2 separate regions of the Homo sapiens genome follow, and region 2 is linked to region 1. A link is an interaction called in ENCODE POLR2A ChIA-PET data of the cell type or tissue named here. Cell type or tissue: OCI-LY7. All regions are shown on one strand. Links, peaks and the distances in the headings refer to the core of each region. The heading gives the core; the rest is flanking DNA. Region 1 overlaps LOC105370502 (a long non-coding RNA gene). Region 2 has its middle 130 kb from the start of DDHD1-DT.

Region 1 (5,382 bases), core at 290-5,289:
GCTGTGTGTGTGGGAGCAGTTCAGAGCAAGCAGCCGAGACAGGGAGGACAGTGCGAGAGAGACAGTGTAAGTAAGCTGCTGATGAGAAAGCTGTTGATGAGAGCTGCTGCTGAATAAAATCATCTTTCACCTGCCTAAGGCTCCCTGAGTGTTCTTTCTCTTCATCCATCTACTCTCTTTGGACCTCAACATGACAATTGGCATAGTCATGAACCTGACACTATATATTGGTTGTTATGTCCCAAATCATCTTTGAAATGAATTAAAGTGTGAATAGATAATAAAAAGCAAATAAAATCAATCAACCCAATACTGACTTCCCTACTAAGGCCAAGGTTATATATCTAATAGCCTCCTGAACAGGTGTACCTGGACATTTCATATAGGCATTAAAAAATAAACATTTCCCAAATTGCATATTTACTCACCTAAAACTTGCCCCCCACCTTTAGATTCTGTCATTGTTTACTCAGAACCTTGAGAATCATCCTCAACTCTTCCTTTTTCTCTCACTTCACATGTACACTCAATCACTAGCTTTGTCAATTTTATCTCCTGTCAACCTTAGCTCTTAAACAGTTTTCAAGTCCAATGTGTTCTCATCACTTGCACTTCCACTGCCCTAAATCAGTCCACTAATACCCCTTATCTGGTCTATTGCAATGGTCTTCATCCTGGTTTTTCCTCCTCCAGGCTTGTGGTTGAAAGTTTCTCTTTCATACTGTTTTCAGCATGATCTTTCTAAAGCGCAAAGCAGACCACACCATAGCCTATTTTACAATAACCCTCCATCACTGATAAGACAAAACTTTAGAATGGCACAGACAACTCTATAATTTGACCTCTGCTTATAACGTTATGTCCATCTCTGGTAACTCTTATCTATATACCCATGTCCATCAAGATGAGACTACTTGTAGCTACCAAAACATCTTATTCACCAACTTATTTGACTGCCTGGTGAAAGCTTGTTCATTCAGAACACAACTCAGACATCACCATTTCATTGACATTGTCTCTGACATCTCCCCACTTTCCTCCAAAGCTAGAGTGAATTGCCTTCTCTGTACCTCTGAGCCTTACACATCTTTACACTTGCATATAATTTTCTTCAACATTTTATGAGGAAAATTTTCAAGCAGAAAAGTTGAAAGAATTTTGCAGTGATCACACAATTAATGTTTTATTGTGCTTACTTTGTCACATCTCTCTCTCTATCCATCAATCCACGTTTTTAGAAAAATGCTTTTCAAAGTAAGTTGCAGATATCGATATACTTTTTTCCAAATAACTCAGAATACATATCACTCAGAGTTCCTACATAACATATAGAGTTCTATATTTGTTTGTAATTCTTATTTTAAAATTTCATGTTAAATTTATGTACAATGAAATGTGAAATGCACAAATCTTAAGTGTACCATGAGATTCACTAAATCATACATGTGAGTAACCTACACACCTATCAAGATATAGAATATGACCCTGACCCTGAAAACTGTACTCAAGCCCCTTTCCAGGAAGTCTTCTCTTCTAGAGGCAGTGACTATTCCAATTTTCTTCCAACTAGTTTTGCCTGTTATAGAACTTTATATAAATTGAACTGTACAGTATATTCTCTTTCATGTAAGACTTCTTTTACTCAGCGTAATGTTTTTGAGATACATAGGTTGTATGTATCAGTACATTTTTTTTTTTTTTTTTTTTTTAAGATTCAGGGTCTCACTCTGTCGCCCAGGCTGGGGTGCAGTGGTGATCTTAAGTGTACCATGAGATTCACTAAATCATACTGTGTCCAAAATTGGTGGGTTCTTGGTCTCACTGACTTCCAGAATGAATCCGCGGACCCTCGCGGTGAGTGTTACAGTTCTTAAAGATGGTGTGTCTGGAGTTTGTTCCTTCTGATGTTCGGACGTGTTCGGAGTTTCTTCCTTCTGGTGGGTTCGTGGTCTCACTGGCTTCAGGAGTGAAGCTGCAGACCTCCGTGGTGAGTGTTACAGTGCTTAAGGCAGTGCGTCTGGAGTTGTTCATTCCTCCCGTCTGGAGTTGTTCATTCCTCCCAGTGGGCGCGTGGTCTTGCTGGCCTCAGGAGTGAAGCTGCAGACCTTTGCAGTGAGTGTTACAGCTCATAAAGGCAGTGTGGACCCAAAGCGTGAGAAGCAGCAAGATTTATTGCAAAGAGTGAAAGAACAAAGCTTCCACAGTGTGGAAGGGGACCTGAGCGGGTTGCCACTGCTGGCTGGGGCAGCCTGCTTTTATTCCCTTATCTGGCCCCATCCACATCCTGCTGATTGGTCAGTTTTACAGAGAGCTGATCGGTCCGTTTTACAGAGAGCTGATTGGTGCGTTTACAATCCCTGAGCTAGACACACATTGCTGATTGGTGTATTTACAATCCTCTAGCTAGATGTAAAAGTTCTCCAAGGCCCCACTAGATTAGCCAGACACAGAGCACTGATTGGTGTGTTTACAAACCTTGAGCTAGACACAGAGTGCTGATTGGTGCTTTTACAAACCTTGAGCTAGACACAGAGTGCTGATTGGTATATTTAAAATCCTTCAGCTAGACATAAAAGTTCTCTAAGTCCCCACCAGATTAGCTAGATACAGAGTGCTGATTGGTGCGTTTACAAATCTTGAGCTGGACACAGAGCACTGATTGGTGCACTTACAATCCTTTAGTTAGACACAAAAGTTCTCCAAGTCCCCACCAGATTAGCTAGATACAGAGTGCTGATTGGTGCATCTACAACCCCCCCTCTCCCACTAGACACAGAGTGCTGATTGGTGCATATACAATCCTCCCCTAGACATAAAAGTTCTCTCAAGTCCCCAACTGACTCAGGAGCCCAGCTGGCTTCCCCTAGTGAATCCTGTGCTGGGGACACGCTAGCAGAGCTGCCTGCCAGTCCCGCGCAGGCACGCCCACACCCCTCAGTCCTTGGGCAGTGGATGGGACCGGGCGCCTAGGAGCAGGGGGCGGCGCCGGTCGGGTAGGGTCGGGCTGGCGGGAGCCCGGGGCGGGGCTTGGGCATGGCTGGCTGCAGGTCCCCAGCCCTGCCACACGGGGAGGCGGCTGAGGCCCAGCAAGAATTCAAGCTCCGCGGGGGCAGGCCAGCAGTGCTGGGGGACCCGGCGCACCCTCCGCAGCTGCTGGCCCGGGTGCTAAACCCCTCACTGCCCGGGCCGGCGGTGCCGGCGGGCTGCTCTCAGTGCGGGACCTCGGAGCCTGCGCCCACCCGGAACTAGCCGCGTTCAGCCCTGGTTCCCGCCCCCGCCTCTCCCGCCACACCTCTCCACAAGCAGAGGGAGCTGGCTTCAGCCTCAGCCAGCACAGAGAGGGGCCCCCATAGCGCAGTGGCGGGCTGAAGGGCTCCTTGAGCATGGCCAGAGTGGACGCCAAGGCTGAGGAGGCGCCGAGAGCCAGTGAGGGCTGCTAGCATGTTGTCACCTCTCAATACATGTGAGTAACCTACACACCTATCAAGATATAGAACATTACCCCCACCCCGAAAAGTGTACCCAAGCCCCTTCCCAGGAAATAATCTCCTTTAGAGGCAATGACTATTCTGATTTTCTTCCAACTAGTTTTGCCTGTTATAGAACTTTATATCCATTGAACTGTACTCTTTCATGTAAGACTTCTTTTACTCAGCATAATGTTTTTGAGATACATAGGTTGTATGTATCAGTAATTTTTTTTTGTTTGCTTTTAGATTCAGGATCTCACTCTGTCACCCAGGCTGGGGGGCAGTGGTGCAGTCATAGCTCACTGCAGACTTGAGCTCCTGAGCTCAAGGAATTCTCCTGCCTCAGCCTTTCAAGTAGCTAGCACTGCTGGTATGCATCACGACCTCTGGCTAATTTTTTATGTTTTTCAGTAGAGACAGGGTTATTATTATTATTATTATTATTTTGTGACAGATTCTCACTCTGTTGCCCAGGCTGGAGTGTGGTGGCACGATCTTGGCTCACTGCAACCTCCGCCTCCTGGGTTCAAGTGATTCTCCTGCCTTAGTAGCTGGGACGACAGGCGTGTGCCATCACGCCAGCTAATTTTTGTATTTTTAGTAGAGACAGGGTTTCACTATGTTGGACAGGCTAGTCTCGAACTCCTGACCTCAGGTGATCTGCCCGCCTCGGCCTCCCAGAGTGCTAGGATTATAGGCGTGAGCCACCTCATCTGGCAGGGTCATTATTTTTTAAAAGTCTTTAAATTACCAAGTAATATTCCATTGTATAGATATACTAAATTCTAAAAATCCATTCTTCAGTTGAAGCACACCTGGGCTGTTTCCAGTTTCTGGCTATTGTGAACAAAGCTACTATGAATATTCCTGTGAAGGTCTTTTTGTTGATACACACACGCACACACTCAATTATATGACTGATATTTTTGGGTCATAGAATATTTACATTTAGTTTTTGTTTTTAAAAAAACTGCTGTACTTTTCCCCAAAATGATTATACCATTTACACTCCCACCAAAAATCTGTTGCTTCATATCTTCATCAATATTTGGTATTGTGTGAGTTTTAAATTGTAGACATTCTGGTGGATGTGTAATAGTGTTTCATTATGGTCTCATAAAATTTTGGTTTACTAGTCTTTCTCTGCAGACTTTGAACTTCCTGAAGACAGACATTTTATTCATATCTTCTGTACCTAATAATGTCTGATATAGAGTAGGGCTCAACAAATATTTGTTAAATTGAACTGATCTGAATTGAATCCTTCTGTACGTAGCAAATAAAAAAACCCACTTCTTTCCTCACTTTATCCCTTTAATCAAAAGGCAGGGTGAGGTTTTTTTTTTGTATTGCTTTGTTTTGTTTTTGAGACTGGGTCTCACTATGTCGCCCAGGCTGGAGTGCAGTGGTGCAATTATGGCTTACTGCAGCTTTGACCTCCTGGGCTCAAGTAATCGTCCCACCTCAGCCTCCTGAGTAGCTGGGACTACAGGTAAGTGCCACCATGCCTGGCTAATTAAAAAAATTTTTTTTTCAAAGACATGCTCTCGCTATGTTGCCCAGGCTGGTATTGAACTCCTGATCCCAAGAAATCCCCTCACCTCATCCTCCCAAAGTGCTGGGATTACAGGCATGAGCCACCATGCCTAGCTAGAATGAGCTCTTCTGTTATAAGCAGTAACATTTAAATTAAGATTAGGGTGCTATCCACCTGGAGTGATTTGGGGCTCAAAGCATCTCTTTCCCTAAATATTTGTTCCATTGCTCCTCTTTTTATTTATTTTTAATTTTTTATTTAATTTTATTATTACTATTTTTTGAGATGGAGTTTTGCTCTTGTTGCCCAGGATGGAGTGCAATGGCGCAATCTCGGCTCACCACAACCTCTGCCTCCTGGGTTCAAGCGATTCTC
Region 2 (5,382 bases), core at 173-5,172, 61 kb after region 1:
TCAGGTCCCACGGCCTTATCTTGCATTAGGACTATAGGCTTCAAGACCTCTTGTAACTCTGCTACTAAGGGACTTGCACTCAGTGTACTTTGCTGCTCCAAGTAGGCACCCCACTTTGCTCAAGTGGATGTCTGTGCCATCCCAGTCTGCAGGGTTGTTACCCATGAACGTACCTACCCTGCTGTTGGGTAAGTCATCTACGTGATGACTGTAGCCTGTCTTGCCATGTTCTTATGAGCCTGAAGGGCAGCATATGCAGTTACTGACTGTTTTCCCAGTCCGGGGGGTTGTTATCCATGAATGCACCCATTTTGCTATTACTAACTGCTTTTCTATCAAGGAATACCAGAGCTCAGCTCCCTTCCATAGTTGGGACCAAAAACCTACTGGCATATTCAGGTGCCCTGTGTGCTGCTATAGGCCCTAACTGAAACTATCTGTGGTCACATGCACATCAAGTTCAAATGGGCACTCCTGGCTAACTACCCGTAAGGCTTTGTGCCTGCTAAGTATCCCGCTTGGGTACCAGAAAGACTGTCTCAGCTGCATCATCTCAATCCCAGGCAAGAGGGGAATTGCCATTTCTAAACCTGCAAGAGAATCAGAGGTTAGCATAACATCATTAACAAGACCATGACATATGATGGTGCTATGCATATAGCGCTGCAGGAACACTGTGAAAGTCCATTGTCGCCCTCCCATAAAGGCAAACTGTTCTTGGCTCTCTGGAGCAATGTTAATGGAGAATAATGCATTAGCTAAGTCTACCACAAAGTGATACTGTTCCAATTTCATTGTCAAGTGGTCCATCAAATAAATGATGGAGGATACAGCTACATGCAGAGGGGGTGGTACTTTATTCAGTTCCTGATAATCCACTGTCATCTGCCAAATCCAATTAGGCTTTCTGACTGGCCATACTGGGAAATTATAGGGGTATGGGTGCTACACACAATTTGCACCTCCTCTAACTTCTTAATAGTCTCAGTTATCTCCATATGCCCCCTGGCAAATGGTATTGACAAGTGGAGGTAACTCATAAGGGTTGTGGCAGAACTTGGGGCTGGTGATGTGTATGCCCATGCAGTACCAGCTTTACTACATGAACTCAGAGTCTGAATTCTCTGGCTGTGGTGTGTAAGTCCATGCAAAATGTCTGCCCCTAGAATATAGTCAGGTATGGGAGAGACATACACAGCATATAGGCGGGCAGCCAAGTGGCCATTGCCAAGATGCAGAGACACAGATTTCACTTTCACTGACTGGCCCTCATAACCATCAATAAATGCAGCTTTGCCCGGAAACCTACCCAGGTTCCCATAAACAAGACTGCAGTCTGCACCAGTATCTACCAGTGCTAGGACCCACTGTACATTAGTTGGGGACCAGAGGATTGCCAGCTCCACATATGGCCTCTGGTCATCTGGTTCCCTCACAAGCCGGCCATCTCGGCCGGTTCCCTAATCAAACAGGAATGGCCCTGCATCTTTGTCTGTCTGCAAATAGTCCTTGAGTTGAAGCGTCCAGGTGGGGCTGGTTTGAGCAACATTGTTTTGCCCCCTCTTGGGCATTTTCCAGAATTGCTGCTCCAGGGAAAGTTGCCTCCACAGAGCCAATAGCATTGCATTGGGTTGCCTGTCAATTTTCTCCTGAGCAACCCTTGCTGCAATTAAATCAATCCACATCTGCATGTGGGTCACCTGCTGGGACCCCTTTTTATCTCATGGGGTGGTTACCTGTGGATGAGGAGTGTTCACCTTCTTTATGGTACAAACTCCCCAGTCCTGCCAATGGCCTTCTGTCTCCCCGAGAGTTGCCATAGTAATAGTCACTTCATGTATGCAGCCCTCCACATACAGGGTGAGAACAGTGGCTAGAGAGGCAAAAGCACTCAGTGGGGCTGAGCCCAGCATAAGATCCCTCATGTGGGAGACAAAGTGTTCATCATCTGGCCCCAGGTATTTGGATCAAACATAGCCTGCCGCATACCCAGCTCATGGGGTACTTGCACCAAATCAGTATACGACTGCTATCTACTGACAGTTTTTGCTATTTCACGTGCATCAGTTCAGACTGTAATTAAAGAAGCCAGCTTTTTCATCTTGGAGGTGGAGCAGGAAACGTGTCAGCTCCTTCATCGCAGAGATGGAGCATTCAGGCAGAGAGGGGCTCCCCTGGATGTTGCTGGCATTGCTTACCTAACTTCCACAACTCAGTGGGGGTGTAAGCACAATAAGAGGTGTGTTCCACCACTGTGAGGGGTCCCTGGGCTCTCCCCTGGGGTCCCATCAGATGCTCATGTTCTATCTTCTGACAGATCACGGGGTGAGCCCGCAGCTGGGGAGCCTCCTCCTCCTCCTCAGCATCAGACCTAACAGGTGTTTCCAGCCGGGAGGATGGGCTCAAGGTCGCACTCACAGCTGTTGCTAACTCCTGTTCTGGACTGTTTCTCTGGGCCTCTAAGTACCCTGCTTATGCCTAGAGGTCCTTCACCCCCAGGTTTTGCTCCAAGCTGTGAATTTGGGCCCCCAGACATGTGGCTTGTGCCTGGAGGTCCCTTACCTGGGAAGCCTCTGGTAGAGACTGGCAGTGCCATCAAAAACAACCATTCAACTGTGCCAGCGAAGGTGCGTTCCTTCTCAGTGCTGCATGCTTCCAGCTGCTTCAGTACTTTCTCTATACTCTCGGTAGACCTGTCCACCGCCTCCCACATTTCCACTGGGGCCTATCCTAGCAGTACCACTTCCACTGGGTACCACAGCCAGTGCTGCGCTACACAGCTGACCTGGGAGCCCTCAGTGGCTGAAGACCTACTCATCTCATCCTGCCGACTATGCCAATTTTCAGGTCTAGGGTCAGGTTTCAGCCCATGCTGAGGTCCACAGGGAGTGGGTGGATGGGTGGCAGATAGCTGAAAGAATGTATGTAGATGAAATATGGCTTTATTCAGCAGCTCTTTTACACTGTTTTTACTATCTCGGCTGCTTCCTCCGGCCACTCCCATGTACAGCTGCATGGCTAGCTCTCCCTTCAGGGTTAGCAGCTCAACTCTTTCCCTCTGGGCACAAGCAAGCTGAGCTGTGTCCTGGCACCCCCCTGTCCACTTGCAAGACCAACATCTCTGACTGTTTCTCTGGGTGTGAGTGTGCCTGTACAGTGTCAGCAGGGAAATTATACCTTTTACAGACAATAGTGGCTTACAGCCAAATGATGAGCCTTCCCATGTTATGGCTACATAGTGTGCGCCTGTGCTACAATCCCGCTGAGTCATGCAGGATGTTTACCTTGCCTATGTCTGCTTGGCTGCAGCGCAGCCATGTTCCTTACACAAGGTCATGAACTGATTTATGTAGAGAAGGAAAGAAGTTTAAGGTGAGAAGAGGAGTGATCAGTGGAGTAGAGAAATGCAGTAGGGTTCCCTACTTGAGGTCAGGCATCAATAATTTAAATAAAGATCAATCAGCGGGTTTATGTGCTTTTCTCTACCTTCATTTAGCTACAGGTGCAGAGTAGCTCACAGTTTACATCACAAATGGATTCAGGATTAGAGGACAAGAAGGTTGAGGGTATATGGTAGGGATTGATTATAATAGTTTACGGCAGCTAAGATAGGTATAGGGGGAAGGGAAGCAATGAATAAAAACATGATCTATGGTTATGGCTAAAAACATGGCCTCGGGTAGGTCCACAAGAGTGTTTAACTGAGGCCAGGAGCAGTGTGGTTCATGCCTGTAACCCCAGCACTTTGGGAGGCCGAGGCAGGTGGATCACTTGAGGCCAGGAGTTTGATACCAGTCTGGCCAACATGGTGAAATCCCGTCTCTACTAAAAATACAAAAATTAACAGGGTGTGGTGGCGCATGTCTGTAATCCCAGCTACTAGGGTGGCTGAGGCAGGAAAATCGCTTGAACCCAGGAGGTGGAGGTTGGAGTGAGCTGAGATCATGTCACTGCATTCCAGCCTGGGAGACAGAGTGAGATTCCGTCTCAAAAAAACAAAACAGAAACAGAGTGTTTAACTGAAGTAGAGTGGAGAACAAGATTGGGAAGCAGAGGCTAATGAACTGAAAAGCTAGAGGTTAGAAGAATTATCACCCTGGACATTGAAATTGCCAAGTAATGTGTCAGAAATATTATGAAAAAGTGATAGTGGCCAGGTGCTAATATTCTTCAAGACATGTTAGGGATGATTCAGGGGTCTGTAAATGGCTACAAAAAGGAAGGGTAGAAAGTAGTGGAGTCTGAGACATGATTTTCAAGACAGGGATTTTTAAAGAAAGTAGGGACCATGTTAGAGAAGTGGTACTGAAGAGGAAGCTGAACATTTATCCACATTCTAGACACAGGTACAAGGACTGTGGGAAAGAAATCAGCTGTCATCTGAGAGGGCTGAAGGGAAAGCAGTAGCCTCAGGAAAAAGATAGTTTTCTTATTTACTTTTTTAGAGACAGGGTCTCACTCTGTTGCCCATGCTAGAGAGCAGTGTCATGATCATAGCTCACTGCAGCCTCAGACTCCCAGGCTCAGGTGATCCTCCCACCTCAGCCACTAAGTAGCTGGGACTATAGGTGCATGCCACCACTCCCAGTTTTTTTTTTTTTTTTTTTTTTTAACTTTTGTAGAGACAAGATCTCACTATGTTACTCAGGCTGGTCTTGAACTCCTGGATTCAAGTGATCTTCCCACCTCAGCCTCCCAAAGCGCTAGGATTATAGGCATGAGCCACCGTGCCTGGCCTAGAGACAGTTTTCAATTAGAGCAACAAGGTAAAAGGATTATTCAGAGAAGAGATTGTGTTTACAGGTGGTTCAGCTGATAGTGGCCTGTCAATTCCAGAGGGAATAGTTGAAAGGTTTTGAAAATTGGGGAAAGGAAGACATGGAATCCAATTAAGAGATGTACAGCTCTATAAGGAGATGAAAGTGTGGGGAGATGATCTTGGGCTCCAGAAGATGACTTACATAAATGGAGATATTGGAAATGATGGCATTGGTCATTGTGGTCTCAAAGTGAAGCACAACGGTGAGGATCTGAGCATTGAGGTGGCAAGGTCAGGATATGACAAGGTTGTGTGGAGCTCTGGGGCACATTTGGAAAATTTGTTAGCAAAGCCATCAAGGCTTAGAGTTTCTTTGTTGGAAGGTTTTCAATTATGGATTCAATTTCTTTGCTAGATCTAGGACTCTTCAGATTTTCAATTTCTTCTTTTGTCAGTTTTGGTAAGTTGTATTTTTCAAAGAATTTGTCCATTTTATCTCATTTTTCAAATTTGTTGGCATTAAGTTATTAATAATAGCTTTTTTTTTTTTTTTGAGATAGGGTCTCACTCTCTCACCCAGGCTGGAGTGCAGTGGCACCATCTTGGTGCAATGCAACCTCCGC

Evidence for each region. ChIA-PET counts read pairs that join two places held together with the same protein. Peaks named below come from ENCODE experiments on the same cell type or tissue, not always from the same donor. Only the 100,000 strongest peaks of a DNase experiment are listed, where the experiment ranks them.
Region 2: POLR2A ChIA-PET joins it to region 1 with 5 read pairs; 1 of 35 experiments calls an interaction of 5 or more read pairs at or near these places.

The regions. Positions count from the first base shown.
Region 1 is chr14:53,214,593-53,219,974 of GRCh38, forward strand. All of the region lies in intron 5 of LOC105370502 (a long non-coding RNA gene), which reads left to right. Among named protein-coding and RNA genes, the nearest start is that of DDHD1-DT, 64 kb to the left of the region's middle. RefSeq lists a silencer at 2,899-3,318. In OCI-LY7, for the core only: CTCF peaks have their summits at 3,142 and 3,350; a DNase peak (open chromatin) is centred at 3,029; H3K4me3 peaks cover 1,388 bases; H3K27ac peaks cover 821 bases.
Region 2 is chr14:53,276,038-53,281,419 of GRCh38, forward strand. No RefSeq gene overlaps it. Among named protein-coding and RNA genes, the nearest start is that of DDHD1-DT, 130 kb to the left of the region's middle. In OCI-LY7, for the core only: no CTCF peak of the experiment used is centred there; a DNase peak (open chromatin) is centred at 3,254.